3 separate regions of the Homo sapiens genome follow, and all the other regions are linked to region 2. Evidence: chromatin contacts called from ENCODE Hi-C or POLR2A ChIA-PET data. All regions are on one chromosome and are shown on one strand. Each heading gives the region's core, a stretch centred on a gene start or an enhancer-like site at or near the end of the contact. The rest is flanking DNA. Distances are from core to core; before and after follow the strand shown. Region 1 overlaps GCNT1 (glucosaminyl (N-acetyl) transferase 1). Region 2 overlaps PRUNE2 (prune homolog 2 with BCH domain). Region 3 has its middle 120 kb from the start of GCNT1.

Region 1 (2,700 bases), core at 198-2,697, 410 kb after region 2:
TTTGTTTTTGTCACAATTAGTTTATCTTATGGTTGGATATTAAGGGTATTTCCAAATTATACTGTTATAAATATGAACTATGAATAGCTTTGTATATTCATAGCTTTGTTTTTGCTTTGCTTTTAAAGGACTTCCTTGGAATTCCCAGGAATAAGGATTTTAGGTCACTACTTGTAAGTTTCTGTGCCTCTTGTCTGCCTTCCAAATAAACGATACTTATACTGTCCCCAGTAACATCTGGATACCATTTTCTCTACATTTACTATACATTTTAATTATATATAATGTTAAATGACTGTATATGAATATACTGTATAATTATTTTTGCCGATATTGCAACTGTAAAATGGTACATCATCAAGGTTTCACTTTGTGATTTCTTTGATTACTAGTGGCTGAATCTTTTCTTTTCTTTCTTTTTCTGAGACAGGGTATCGCTCTGTTACCCAAGCTAGAGTGCAGTGGCGTAACCAAAGCTTACTACAGCCTCGACTTCCCAGGTTCAAAGCGATCCTTCTACCTCAGCCTCCTGGGTAGCTGGGAGTACAGGCACATGCCACCATGCCTGGCTAATTTTTATATTTTTTGTAGAGGCAAGGTCTTGCACTGTTGCCCAGGCTGGTCTTGAACTCCTGGGCTCAAGTGATCCACCTAGGCCTCCTAAAGTGCTGGGATGATAGGTGTGAGCCACTGTGCCCAGTCCTGAATATTTTCTCTTGGGTTTGTTTACATCTGAGACACAGAAGAGTACAGTGGCAATGATTTCAGCTCTCCAACCGGACTGCCCCAGCAGGAGACCTGGGAGTCATCATTCCCCAACCCAAACTTCAGCAAATTCTTAGCCTCTCCTAGCTTCAGCGTTTTTGTTGTTTTTTTAAAAAACTAATTAACTTTAAACAATTTCATTGGGGAAATTATCATATATACCTTAGAGTTTTTATAAAGAGTAAGTGAGCTAACTTGTAACATGTTTATACTGTATTTGACAAATAATGAGCCCTTAATATTGGCAATGTATTATTATTCATTATTTTCCCTTTTTTGACTTTTGTTCAAATCTGAGCTCATGTCTAAGGGTAACTTTTTCAGACTTCAAAAATGAAAATCCATATTTCCAGTTTACTAACAAATACTTCAATATACTCAATTCTATACTGAGAATCTATTATACAAAATAGATTCCTAGGCTCTGGGGAGAAAAATACAAACATAAATAATACATGCTCCCTGCTCTCCAGGAATTCACTCAGAGGTTATATGCTGAGGTTTCTGGAGGAAATTATAGGCTTGGTCAATATAGTTAGAAACTATTTTTAGAACAATGCATCCATTGTAGAGCTGAAAGAAACTTCAGGAAGCATCTAGTGTTGCTGGAAACAGCAGCTCTGGGAGCAATTACTAGGTCTTCAGGCTAGGGGTGGAGTCTGTGGTCCCATAAATTACAAGAAACAAAGACGTAAAGACAGACAAGTGTCGCAGGGCACAGTGGCTCACACCTGTAATCCCAGCACTTTAGGAGGCCGAGGTGGGCAAATCATCTGAGGTCAGGAATTCTAGACCACCCCGGCCAACGTGGTGAAACCCCGTCTCTTCTAAAAATACAAAAATTAGCCAGCCATGGTGGCAGGCGCCTGTAATCCCAGCTACTCCGGAATATGAGGCAGGGGAATTACTTGAATCTGGGAGGCAGAAGTTGCAGTGAGCTGAGATCACGCCATTGCACTCCAGCCTGGGTGACAGAGCGAGACTCCATCTCAAAAAAAAAAAAAAAAAGAAAAGAAAAGAAAAGAAAAGAAAAGAAAGACAAGATTCTCTGTTGCTGGTTTGGCTCCTTATTTCTTAGCCCTTAAGACAGTCAGGTCTACTGTAAATATTTAAAGACAGAGACATGGTATTCAGCATTTCTCAAACTTACATGACAAAGAAAACTTACAAGAAGAGCATATGGCAAGTCCATAACAAAAAAGTCCATCTAGCCCCAAGTTGCACCCTCCTCTGTAACTCAAGAAAAAGCTGAGGCCCTGGGGCATAAGGGTCAAGATCTAGTGGAAAGCTGCCTTTAACCAGAGCCTGCAGCTTCACCCTTGTGGGTATGTGTTCTTTCACGCTCTACTGCATTCCCTTCACTCAATTCTACTTTTTTGGGAGGGAGGGCCACCCACAGAACCCCAAAAGAGACATCTGACATTTCTTTGTGGTGTCAGTCACACATTCTCTTTTCTCATTTCCTTTTTTTCTTTGAGACAAAGTCTCGCTCTGTTGCCCAGGCTGAAGTACAGAGGTGCGATCTTGACTCACTGCATCCTCCGCCTCCCGGGTTCGGGTTCAAGTGATTCTCCCACCTCAGCCTCCTGAGTAGCTGGGATTACAGGCGAACGCCACCACACCTGGCTATTTTTTTTAATTTTTAGCAGGGACGAGGTTTCATCATGTTGGCCAGGCTGGTCTCGAACTCCTGACCTCAAGTGATCTGCCAGCCTTAGCCTGCCAAAGTGCTGGCATTACAGGCTGAGCCACCATGCCCAGCCCCTAGTCCATTTTTAAAAAATATTTACGGGAGGCTGATGTGGGAGAACCAGTTGAGCTGACTGGGGAGAAGCAGCAGTGAGCTGTGATCATGCCACTGCACTCCAGCCTGGGCAACAAAGCGAGACTGGTCTCAAAAGAAAAAAAAATTTACATCTTATTTTGACCCAAAAT
Region 2 (2,700 bases), core at 74-2,573:
AAACAACAACAACAACAAAAAACATTAACAGGCTGGAGGGAGAAGTAGAAGAGAACTGAAGGAACTGGCAGTCTTTTAGGGAGTGCAGAGCTTCTGACTGAGCTCTTTGAATGATCTCAGGAGGAGGAAAGCACACCACTCGCCCTACAGAAAACTTAATGTTGGAATGAAACTTTTCTTTCTTTTAAGACAAAACCATTCACAGTTCCCCTCAACACCTTTTGGTCTCTTTCTCTCTTTATCTAAATAATAATAATAATAATAGTTATTATTATTATTATTGAGATGGAGTCTCACTCTGTCACCCAGGCTGAAGTGCAGTGGTGCGACCTCGGCTCACTGCAACCTCCACCTCTCGGGTTCAAGCAATTCTCCTGCCTCAGACTCCTGAGTAGCTGGGATTACAGGCCTGCGCCACCACGCCCAGCTAATTTTTGTATTTTTAGTAAAGACAAGGTTTCACCATGTTGGCCAGGATGGTCTTGATCTCTTGACCCTGTGATCTGCCTGCCTTGGCCTCCCAAGGTGCTGGGATTACAGGCGTGAGCCACCGTGCCCAGCCATATCTAAATTATTTAAAATGTTTCTTCTCTTTATTTGATGCCATCTTCCCAGAAGTCCTTGTGACTGGATGGCCTTCGCGTTTGCTTTCTTGTCCCCACCGGCCCTATTGTTAGTGGTGCGTGGTTCCATGTGGTGCTTAGTTATTTATGGTCCTCCTTTATTATTCATGCCTTTCTTCCTTTGTTCATGGCTGTTGCTTAGTCACTGTGCTTCTCTGATGTGTTTTTGGTTCATGCTTCATTTCCTACTGCCCTTTTGTGCTTTTCTATTCCTTTTCCCTTAACACAGAATTCTGTTTCTCTTAACATAGTGGGGAGCCCGGAGTGGTTTGTGGAACTTTGTTTAGCTTGGGGATGGTCAGCAGGCATCATAGAGGTTTTAGGAATCATTTTAGGTGCGGTTCTTTATCAACTGTCTTTCACTAGGTTATGCCGTGGTAGCAAAAATCCCCAATGTCGGTGGCTTTCAGCATTAAAGGTCTATTTCCTGCTCATGTTACAAGTTGCTGAGGGTTAGCTGTGGCTCCAAGTGCCTTCTGCATTCTGGAATGTAGGCAAAAGGAGCAACAGCTGTCTGGGATATGCTGCTCTCATGGGTAGAAGAAGAGAGTTAGGGAGTTGGTAGGCTCCAGTAATCGTTCTTAAAGCTTCTGCTCAGAAATGGAATGAGCCACTTCCACTTTCTCTTCATCAGCCACAGCAAGCAAGTTACATGGCCAAGCCCAATAGCAGTGGGGTGGGAAGTATACTCTGCCCATGGGCAGGCACTGAAAGTTTTATGGCACCGTGCAGGGACGGATTATTGTCATTTACAGGAAGGAAAGTTAATAATTAGAAGTAATATTGCAATCTGCTACGTGGTGAGAGCTAGCATTCACCATCTGGTGGACACTGAACAGAACCACACTTGTATTCTGTTGATGGCCATATCAATGGGTAGATTGTGACCAATTAAAAACCTTAAAAAATAGGAGATTTGGGGGACAGTTTCAATTAATGAAAATCTCCAGTAGCTATTTAGTCATCTCTTATGCCTTCAGATGAGGGTTGAGCAGGGGTTGTTTTCATTTGGGATGACTTCAGGCTGCATCTATGTCCCAAGTTAGGAGTTTGGGGAAGCTAGGTGAATTCCTTTAGGTCACCAGGGAAGCATTTATGGAATATGACTGCCTGGAAGATCTTTTAAATTCTCTGTGCTTTAGTTTCTTCCCAATATAAGAAATATAAATTGGGACTAACAAAAGACGCTCCTTCATAAGGGATTCTGAAGATAAAGTTAGACAGCATATGTAAAGCTCTTAGACTATGTCTGGCACATAATCAGAATTTTTGAGTGAGTGCTCTAATGATGAGGATGATTTCTACTACTGTGATATCTCAACCCCTGGAAAACATATTGGGAATCCCCAAACCACCAGTTTTAGAGTCAATAGATAATCAGATTTATGTTCCTGAGTTAAAAATGTATTTATTAAGATAAATAAATAAAACCAAAATTAACCCAGAAAGTAGGGGCTTAAATTTCTGGCCTCTTGAAAAAACTAGCCACAATTTCTCTTAAAGACATTAATTTTTAGGTTGTGTGTTCACCCGCTTCAGTCATTGTGTGGAGTGAAAATCCTTTAAAATATGTTACATAAAGTTCTTGGTTTATTAGGTGAACACAGTGCATTTGGGGCTTGTTTGGGTGGGGAAGTTGTGTGGTTTGCTGGGAAATTCCAAGCAAGGGCAGAAAGGAGAGGCCTCCAGGCTTCTGTCCGGAAGTCAGTGGCTTGGCTTCAAGGGACAAGTCCTGGTAGAAATGGGTAAAGCTATGCAGGTTACTGCTGTGTGGGGTGTTTACTAGTGAACATAATGAGGCTTCTGGCCTGACAACTGTTTTTGTTTCACATCCCATCAGCTGAGCCTGAGAGCCTTAAGGTGAAAGGAAAAGAACAAGGGTCGTGGAATTAGAATGTCAAGTTCAGTTACTTCTCAGCTGTGTGAACTTGGGTATGTTCCTTAACCTCTTTGGGTCTTGGTTTATTCATAAATGTAATGCTATGTAATATTTATTCATCATGATCACGTGTAAGAGCATTGCATAAGTTCTTTTTTTTTTTTTTTTAATTTAGACGGAGTCTCGCTCTGTCGCCAG
Region 3 (2,765 bases), core at 204-2,703, 310 kb after region 2:
AGCTCTAGAAACTAAATTTCCAGTCTAGTGCAAAGGTGAGGGGAGGGGCAGGTCTTCTGCTGCAAGGCATTGAGAAGGAAGCTGGGAGTCTAATTGCTTCTTTATTTATTTATTTGAGACGGAGTCTCGCTCTGTCGCCCAGGCTGGAGTGCAGTGGTGCGATCTCAGCTCACTGCAAGCTCCACCTCCCAGGTTCACACCATTCTCCTGCCTCAGCCTCCTGAGTAGCAGGCGCCCGTCACCACGCCCAGCTAATTTTTTGTAGTTTTTTTTTAGTAGAGACGGGGTTTCACATCTCTTGACCTCGTGTTCCGCCCGCCTCGGCTTCCCAAAGTGCTGGGATTACAGGCGTGAGCCACTGCGCCCGGCCTAACTGCTTCTTAAAAAGACTTTTGACTGACTCTGTTTTCCCATTTACCCTCATTTTAGAAATTCCTGGTGGCCCCAATTTCTGAGCATTTTTGTGGTTCTGTGGTGCAAATAGGATGGATGACTCACTTTCCCTCACTGCCAGCTTAGGTGTTGGCCTCACCGAATCTGCTGGGTCAGCTCACACTCATCCGTCAGCTTTCCATCTTTCCATTTTTCCTTGGTGTTTCCTCCACTCCAAGTCTCTTTGTCCTTATGGGTTTGTGCCTTAAAAAAAAAAAAATCGGCCAGGCACGGTGGCTTGCGCCTGTAACCCCAGCACTTTGGGAGGCTGAGGCGGGCGGATCACGAGGTCAGGAGATCGAGACCATCCCAGCTAACACAGTGAAACCCCGTCTCTACTAAAAATACAAAAAATTAGCCGGGCGTGGTGGCGGGCGCCTGTAGTCCCACCTACTCGGGAGGCTGACGCAGGAGAATGGCGTGAACCCGGGAGGCGGAGCTTGCAGTGAGCCAAGACTGCACCACTGCACTCCAGCCTAGGCGACAGAGTGAGACTCCGTCTCAAAAAAAAAAAAAAAAAAAAAAAAAATCATCCATTTTCATTTTATTGGAATGTTTGGAGAGAACAGAGATAAACATAGATGTTGAAACCACCATCTTTAACTGATCATCAATAAGTTTTCCATATCAATGGAATATGATTATTTTTGTCTATAAATTTTTTGTGAGTCTGGTGTTTTGGTTTAAATCATCTGAAAACCCTATGTATGCAATAACTATTTCCAAAAGGAACAAATGGATGAATAATGAGATATCCAGGAGACTGACTTAATCCCCAAATGTCATCCAATCCAGTTAAAACCAGTGCCCAGAAAGCGACACCCTCTGGGTCACCCTTCAGGGAGCCTGTTTCCCCTTGCACTCCTTAGCTCAGCTCATTTCTCTCAGTGACTACTGAGCTAAGAAAGCCCCCAGAAATAGTTAAGAATTTTAAAGGCTCTTAGCAGCAAACCAAATGCAAGACGGAGCCATGAGTCAACTGTTCCACCTCCCTCAACCTCATCGCCCAACTGCCTGCTAGAACAGACCACTTCCTTGTAATACACACGCTCTTTCTCTAGCACGGAGATTTAGCTTAACTCTGCCTTCCCCCACCTTCATCCTCATTTCTTCTTTTGAAAGGGCTGGGTTCCTTTTTGTGCTTTTTTTCTTGAATCTTAAAAATGAAGCCCAGGCCCCTTAGAACACAGAGCAATGTTAGAGTCCAGTCTTTATGTGTAATCAGTGTAGGGCTAGTAGTTTTGAGGTTCTTTGTTGGTTTGGTTTTGTACTTACTAACGTATTATTCTAGAATCCAAGAATAAATGAAAAGCAATTTAAATATGTATTAGAGTATCTCATAAAAGCGCCAAAAATGAGATTTTATTCATAATATACAGAAAAAAAATCAAGTTCTTTCCTTTTGCGTAAATGAAAGCCGTAGGAATCAAGAAATCTTCAGACCCAGAGATACCATTTAGTTAGCTTCTTTTACTGACACAGGGGATAGTTCAACTAGATTCCATACATATCTAGACAGTAGACAGTAAAGATAAGGGAAGCCCTAGAAGCTCCTAAGTGTATCAGAACCCAGAGGTTATTTCTACAGATGAAATAAAGAGAAGTAAATTTGGAGGTGGGGATATGATCATAGGAGGAATCTTGCTGTTTCAAAGTTCACAGTAGTGAAATCAGCTAAACAGGCAAATTGAGTTAAATTGGAAGCTCTTCAACACACTCCCCATCAGCTTACTGGGTTCTGGTCTCACAGGATCTAGCATGTTATGGCTGTGTACTGCCCCTACCTCCACCCAGGCATCCCATATATTATTTCCCCAGCACACATTTTCAGCTCTATGTATTGGGATATATTTTATTCACATCAAATTATTTTATTTTTATTTATTTGTTTATTTATTTTGAGATGGAGTCTCACTCTGTCACCCAGGCTGGAGTGCAGTAGCGTGATCTCGGCTCACTGCAAGCTCCGCCACCCAGGTTCACGCCATTCTCCTGTCTCAGCCTCCTGAGTAGCTGGGACTACAGGCACCCGCCACCATGCCCGGCTAATTTTTTGTATTTTTAGTAGAGACAGGGTTTCACCATGTTAGCCAGGATGGTCTGGATCTCCTGACCTCGTGATCCGCCTGCCTTGGCCTCCAAAAGTGTTGGGATTACAGGTGTGAGCCACCGCACTCGGCCTATTTTTTTATTTATTTATTTTTCAGACAAAGTCTCACTCTGTTGCCCAGGCTGGAGTGCAGTGGCGCGATCTCAGCTCACTGAAACCTCTACCTCCTGGGTTCAAGCGATTCTCCTGCCTCAGCCTCCCCAGTAGCTGAGATTACAAGTGC

What was found. A loop is a pair of places that touch in the nucleus more often than their neighbours do. ChIA-PET counts read pairs that join two places held with the same protein, here RNA polymerase II (POLR2A). Pooled maps may share reads with other maps.
Region 1: a loop to region 2 is called in a pooled map, with 3 times the contacts of the local background. The contact joins two enhancer-like sites. A Hi-C loop is called at or near these places in 2 of 37 single-sample maps with no recorded cell type and 4 of 50 pooled maps. POLR2A ChIA-PET finds 5 or more read pairs at or near these places in 3 of 52 experiments (AG04450, H1 and activated CD4-positive, alpha-beta T cell).
Region 3: a map with no recorded cell type shows a loop between it and region 2 (2.8-fold over the local background). The contact joins two enhancer-like sites. A Hi-C loop is called at or near these places in 2 of 37 single-sample maps with no recorded cell type and 2 of 50 pooled maps.

What each region holds. Positions count from the first base shown.
Region 1 is chr9:76,471,823-76,474,522 of GRCh38, reverse strand. All of the region lies in intron 2 of GCNT1 (glucosaminyl (N-acetyl) transferase 1), which reads right to left. Among named protein-coding and RNA genes, the nearest start is that of GCNT1, 14 kb to the right of the region's middle. RefSeq lists enhancers at 1,860-1,939, 2,290-2,559. Within about 2 kb of position 1,447, at least 4 of the 41 ENCODE cell types and tissues checked have a DNase peak (open chromatin) inside an H3K27ac peak, as active enhancers do.
Region 2 is chr9:76,886,159-76,888,858 of GRCh38, reverse strand. All of the region lies in intron 1 of PRUNE2 (prune homolog 2 with BCH domain), which reads left to right. Among named protein-coding and RNA genes, the nearest start is that of PRUNE2, 19 kb to the left of the region's middle. RefSeq lists an enhancer at 500-1,096. Within about 2 kb of position 1,323, at least 2 of the 41 ENCODE cell types and tissues checked have a DNase peak (open chromatin) inside an H3K27ac peak, as active enhancers do.
Region 3 is chr9:76,575,184-76,577,948 of GRCh38, reverse strand. No RefSeq gene overlaps it. Among named protein-coding and RNA genes, the nearest start is that of GCNT1, 120 kb to the right of the region's middle. Within about 2 kb of position 1,453, at least 9 of the 41 ENCODE cell types and tissues checked have a DNase peak (open chromatin) inside an H3K27ac peak, as active enhancers do.